Regions from separate parts of the Homo sapiens genome. Here region 1 is linked to region 2. A link is a loop called in an ENCODE intact Hi-C map of the cell type or tissue named here. Cell type or tissue: dorsolateral prefrontal cortex. All regions are shown on one strand. Links, peaks and the distances in the headings refer to the core of each region. The heading gives the core; the rest is flanking DNA.

Region 1 (2,911 bases), core at 306-2,805, 69 kb before region 2:
GGTGGATCACCTGAGGTCAGGAGTTCAAGACCAGCCTGACCAACACGGTGAAACTGTCTCTACTAAAAATACAAAAATTAGCTGGGTGTGGTGGCAGCTGCCTGTAATCCCAGCTACGCAGGAGGCTGAGGCAGGAGAACCACTTGAACCTGGGAGGTGGAGGTTGCAGTGAGCCGAGATCATGCCACTGTACTCCAGCCTGGGCGACAGAGCAAGACTCTGTCTCAAAAAAAAAAAAAAAAAAAAAAAAAGTCTATGCGGCCAGGCGTGGTGGCTCCCACCTATAATGTGAGCACTTTGGGAGGCCAAGACAGGAGGATTGCTTAAGCCCAGGAGTTCAAGACTAGCCTGGGCAACCTACTGAGACCCTGTCTCTATTTAGAAAAAAAAAAAGGAAGAAAAAAGTCGGTCGGGCGCAGTGGCTCACGCCTGTAATCCCAGCACTTTGGGAGGCCAAGGCAGCTGGATCACCTGAGGTCAGGAGTTCGAGACCAGCCTGGCTAACATGGTGAAAACCTGTCTCTACTAAAAATACAAAAAATTAGCTGGGCGTGGTGGTGAGCGCCTGTAGTCCCTACTACTCGGGAGGCTGAGGCAGAAGAATCACTTGAACCTAGGAGGTGGAGGTTGCAATGAGCCAAGATCATGCTACCTCACTCCAGCTTGGGCGACAGAGCAAGGCTCAGTCTCAAAAAAAAAAAGGTCTATGCTTTCAAGGAGCTCACTGTGAGTGTTTTAAAGAGATAAGTAAGTATATAAACATTGTACTACAGTAAGACAAAGGCAATAATAGGTATGTGCCGAATACTATAGGGACAAGAAGGGGCGGAAAGGGGGGCTCAGGGAAAGCCTCACAGGAGGTAGTGATTTATCAAGATGTAGAACAGGCCTTTAAGTATGTAAAAGTACGTATGGGTTTTTTTATTTTTTTATTTTTTATTTTTTGTCTACACTATTTTGTACCTTCCAAATTTTCTGCAATAAACATTGCTTTGATGATCAGACAGTAAAATGGAAGGAAATAAATGAAGGAATTTAATTTCACGAGTCAATCTAACATGACAAAATAATGCTATTTAGGGGAAGTATTGCCAAGAAAGGGACAAAAGGAAGTCTGCTAGGGTGCTGGGGAGCTTCACTTTATACAAGTTATATCTCAATTTTTAAAAATGTAAGTAGATTTTTTAAAAACAGAAGAGCAGCCTCATAGTGAGTGATGCTGAGTGATGCTTTTACTCTTAGCAGAGCACAGGGGCTGGTTCAACTTCAGGCTTGGAAGCTGCTCCCAGATGAGTGAGATTTCCATCTCCTCAGGCAGCTGCTCAGCAAAGGATGCAGGCAAATTAAGGGACCCACATGAGAGGCCTCTTCTTTGCCTCTCCTTCTGGGTGAGTTGTAGCTGCAGCAGTGCAAACCACTTAGAGAACAAAAGCTGGCATCCTGCTGTCTAGCCCAATTCCATCTCAAGGTCATGGCAATCATCCCTACCCACCCTCCCCCAAGGAAAAATGGATTAAGATGAAATGAAAATCAGAAGAAAATAATTTCATCTCTGAAAGGCTGGGTAGTGAGATTGCCTAACAATACCACAGTCTGAAAACCTCAATCAATGCAGAGAATTGAGTTGCTAAAAACAAACAGCTCTTTATGCTCTGAGCTGTTTGGAGCAAAGAGCCAGCAAAGAGGCAAAAAGCAGCATATCATTCATCCTGCTGTTCTAGGAATCATGTCCGCCATGCCTGTTAGAATTCAATCCAAATCAACAAGTCTGTATTCAGTGCCTACTGTGTGTCAGGTACTTGGCAAGATCTTAGGGTTAGGCCACTAATGAAGACAGAAATAGTCCTTGCCTTACAAAGCTTAGAGTCTAATAGAAAAGACCAATAATAGTCAAGTAATTACAAGAGCAAGAAGTGCATGTTATGAAAGAGCAGTTAAATACCTTTTACTTCTTCTAAATATATAACATAAAGATCTAACTTAATGAGGTTTCCTGAAGAAGTAACATTCAAGATGACATGTAAGAAAACAAAAATAAATAAATAAATAAAGAGGCCAGGCACGGTGGCTCACGCCTGTAATCCCAGCACTTTGGGAGGCCGAGGCAGGTGGATCACGAGGTCAGGAGCTCAAGACCAACCTGGCCAAGATGGCGAAACCCCGTCTCCACTAAAAATACAAAAATTAGCTGGGCGTGGTGGCAGGCACCTGTAATCCCAGCTACTCGGGAGGCTGAGGCAGGAGAATTGCTTGAATCTGGGCAGCAGAGGTTGCAGTGAGCCGAGATCGCACCACTGCACTCCAGCCTGGGCAACGGAGTGAGACTCCATCTCAAAATAAAAAAGATGGCATCTAAGAAAAAAGTAGAAGCTAGTTAGATGAAGAGAGGAAGAGCATATGCAAAGGTCCTGAGGTGGAAAGGGACAAAAACAAAGCCAGTGTAACTAGAGGTAGAGGGAGGTGGGGAGGGAAGTGTGAAGAGAGGCAAGGCAGGCCCTGGAGCACCTAGGAAGCTACATGAGAAACTTTTATTGTGATCCTACGGGAGTGGGAAGCCATCAAAGCATTTCAAGCAGAAGAGTGACATAATCATATTTCCATCTAGAAAGATCACCATAAATGCTGTGTGGAGAACCGGTTAGAAGAATAGAGAATTAGGAAAAAAAGTAGGTTTAACTCCAGAACTTGCCACTTATTAGGTGTAGGAATAGGGCAAGCTTCTATAATAATAATAATAGTAATAGTAATAATAATAGCAGCCAACAGTTGCTGGACATAGTTCTATGTACATTATATATAATAGCTCCCTTAATTTTCACTGTAGCCTTTTAAGGTAGGTGCTTTTAGTAACCCCATTTTACAGTTGAGGAAACCAAGACACAAAGAGGTTGAGCAAACTGCCCCAATGTCA
Region 2 (2,911 bases), core at 90-2,589:
TAAAATGAGTCATTAATCTAAGCAGCATGATACAATTGAAAGAGCACAAATGAAATCTGTTAAATCTGTTAAGGGAACGGGAGAAAGCCCAGGAACACATTTATAGTGGTTCATACGGTTTTATGACAGTCACTTAAATAAGGTTTTGGAAACGAAAATGTTGTTAATTATTGCAGGGCGCGGTGGCTCATGCCTGTAATCCCGGCACTTTGGGAGGCCGAGGCGGGCAGATCACGTGGTCAGGAATTCGAGACCAGCCTGGCCAACACAGTGAAACCCCGTCTCTACTAAAAATACAAAAATTAGCCCGGCATGGTGTCCCGCGCCTGTAGTCCCAGCTACTGAGGAGGCTGAGGCAGGAGAATCGCTTGAACCCGGAAGGCGAAGGTTGTGGTGAGCCGGGATCGCACCACTGCACTCCAGCCTGGGCAACAGAGCGAAATCCGTCAAAAAAAAAAAAAAAAAAAAAAGAAAGAAAAGAACAAAAACCTAGTTTATTACTGCTGTTTCCTTATTACCAGGTAGCTTCACATCCTCATCAGTTCAGCAAGTCAAAACTGCATTCTTAGAAAAAATTCTGGAAGTTGATAACTGAATGCAAATATAAAATGACCTGCCCAAGGTCACACAGTTAATCGGGACCGTATCCTGGTGTCGTGATTCCCATCGCAGAGCTCTCCCTTTTCCAGAAACTGGGTGGAGAGAGTGGCATGTGGTGTGGGCGTGGCACGGGTCGGCTCGGCAGAGTTCGCCCCGGGTGGAAAGGAATCTGCTCAGCCCCTTCAACGCCAGGCAGCCGCATGTGCTGCTGGGAAGGACCTTGGGCGCCCCAGTGTCTCATCCCCGGATGTCCGCGCGCCGCCACCTCCCCGCTCTGCACCCTCCGCCATCTCCCCTCTCTGCACCGTCCGCCATCTCCCCGCGCCCCGCGTGCGTGGAATCTACGTTACCTTTTCCAAGGTTCCGCTCATCCTTTGCTGCTGCGCGGCCTCTAGCTGTGCAAACCGAAGACCGGACCCTGCAGCCGCGTTCCCAGGGCGTCTGAAAACACTGAAGGAACGGCCTTGACCAGGTGCAGCAGCAATATCCCACCGAGACTCACTCAACTTCCACATCATTTTAGTTCCGGAAGCTTCTGAAATTCAGAGTCTAGAAATTCTCCTGCTTTCCACCCTCACTCAGGTTGTCACATTCACTGCTGTTTCTCCAGAAAGAATTAATTACCATCTCTGTGTTACCCCAGTACTTAGCACACAATTCTAATTTTTCGCTTACAATATTATACACTAATGATTTGTTACCACCTCTTCTCTGTATTTGAAAGTTCTTAAAAGACTGAGATCCTGTCTGATTAATTCCTTTCAGCGTCTAGCACAGATCTGACTTTTTTGTTTGTTTGAGACGGAGTCTCGCTCTGTTGCGCAGGCTGGAGTGTAGTGGCACGATCTCAGCTCACTGCCACCTCCGCCTCTCGGGTTCAAGCAATTCTGTCTCCAAGTAGCTGGGATTACAGGTGCCCGCCACCACGCCCGCCTAATTTTTATATTTTTACTAGAGATGAGGTTTCTCCATGTTTGTCAGGCTGGTCTTGAACTCCCGACCTCAGGTGATCCGCCCGCCTCGGCCTCCTAAAGTGCTGGGATTACAAGCGTGAGCCACCAGGCCCAGCCAATCATCTCTTAAATTGAGTTTAGAAGTCAGATTTCCACGTCCTGTGCTAGATGCTGGAATAAATTAGTCAGGATCTCAGTCCTTGAGGAACTCAATCAAAATAATAGCAAAAAATAATTAGTATCTAGTAACAAATAATTAGTATCTAGTATGGTAAGTGAAATACCAGAATTGTGTGCAAAGTACTGAGGTAACACAGATACGACAATTAATTATGCTTGGAAATATAATGGACCAGGCATACCTCCTCCAGTACAGTGATTGATTATTGCCTAATAAATGCTATTGGGGTTTTAGAAGTGAAATTTTAAATAAGAAAAAAAAAATCAATCAAATGCTAGTATGTGCCAGGTCGGTTCTTTATGGGTGTATGGGTTCATTTAGTCTTTCCAATAACCCTATGAGGCTGAGGATCATTATACCCATTTCACAGATGAGGAACAGAGACAGGAAGAAGGTACCTAGTTAACATAATGTTATATAAGTGGTGAGCTGTTTCATTTCCGTGCCTGTGCTTCATCTATTTTATGGGACTGTGACTATAGGTTTGCAAAAGGGCAGGTTGGCAGCCAGAGAGTTTCTTTCCTTGTCTAGTCCAGGTAAATACAATCTAATAAGATACATGGCCGGGTGCGGTGGCTCATGCCTGTAATCCCAGCACTTTGGGAGGCCAAGGCAGGCGGATCACAAGGTCGGGAGTTTGAGACCAGCCTGACCAAAACTGTGAAACTCCGTCTCTACTAAAAATACAAAAATTAGCTGGGCGTAGTGGTGCATGCCTGTAATCCCAGCTACTCAGGAGCCTGAGGCAGGAGAATTGCCTGAATCCGGGAGGCAGAGCTTGCAGTGAGCCGAGACGGCGCCATTGCACTCCAGCCTGGGCGACAACGAAACTCCATCCCAAAAAAAAAAAAAAAAAAAAGATACAAATCCATCTTTGCATTAATACACTCTCTGGGGTAGGTAAGGTGAAGGGAAAGGGAAAAAGAAGGAAGAAGGAGACGGTTAGTCCTTTGTACGAAGATATAAGGATTCCCAAAACAACTAGAATTTTTTTTTTGGCCGGGCGCAGTGGCTCACGCCTGTAATCCCAGCACTTTGGGAGGCCGAGGCGGGCAGATCACGAGGTCAGGAGATCGAGACCATGCTGGCTAACACGGTGAAACCCCGTCTCCACTAAAAATACAAAAAATTAGCCGGGCGTGGTGATGGGCGCCTGTAGTCCCAGCTACTCGGGAGG

The links. A loop is a pair of places that touch in the nucleus more often than their neighbours do. Peaks named below come from ENCODE experiments on the same cell type or tissue, not always from the same donor. Only the 100,000 strongest peaks of a DNase experiment are listed, where the experiment ranks them.
Region 1: a loop joins it to region 2, with 3 times the contacts of the local background. A loop is called at or near these places in 4 of 110 quality-filtered maps.

Annotation. Positions count from the first base shown.
Region 1 is chr11:73,854,928-73,857,838 of GRCh38, reverse strand. The region is part of intron 5 of MRPL48 (mitochondrial ribosomal protein L48); the gene reads right to left. Among named protein-coding and RNA genes, the nearest start is that of COA4, 20 kb to the left of the region's middle. In dorsolateral prefrontal cortex, for the core only: no CTCF peak of the experiment used is centred there; a DNase peak (open chromatin) is centred at 1,338; H3K4me3 peaks cover 1,368 bases; H3K27ac peaks cover 2,500 bases.
Region 2 is chr11:73,786,032-73,788,942 of GRCh38, reverse strand. It overlaps MRPL48 (mitochondrial ribosomal protein L48), which reads right to left and starts at 1,069. Exons shown (of 8, transcript NM_016055.6): 1 at 951-1,069. The coding sequence starts at 971. RefSeq lists enhancers at 856-935, 1,076-1,135. In dorsolateral prefrontal cortex, for the core only: a CTCF peak has its summit at 1,062; DNase peaks (open chromatin) are centred at 253, 902 and 1,499; H3K4me3 peaks cover 1,767 bases; H3K27ac peaks cover 2,112 bases.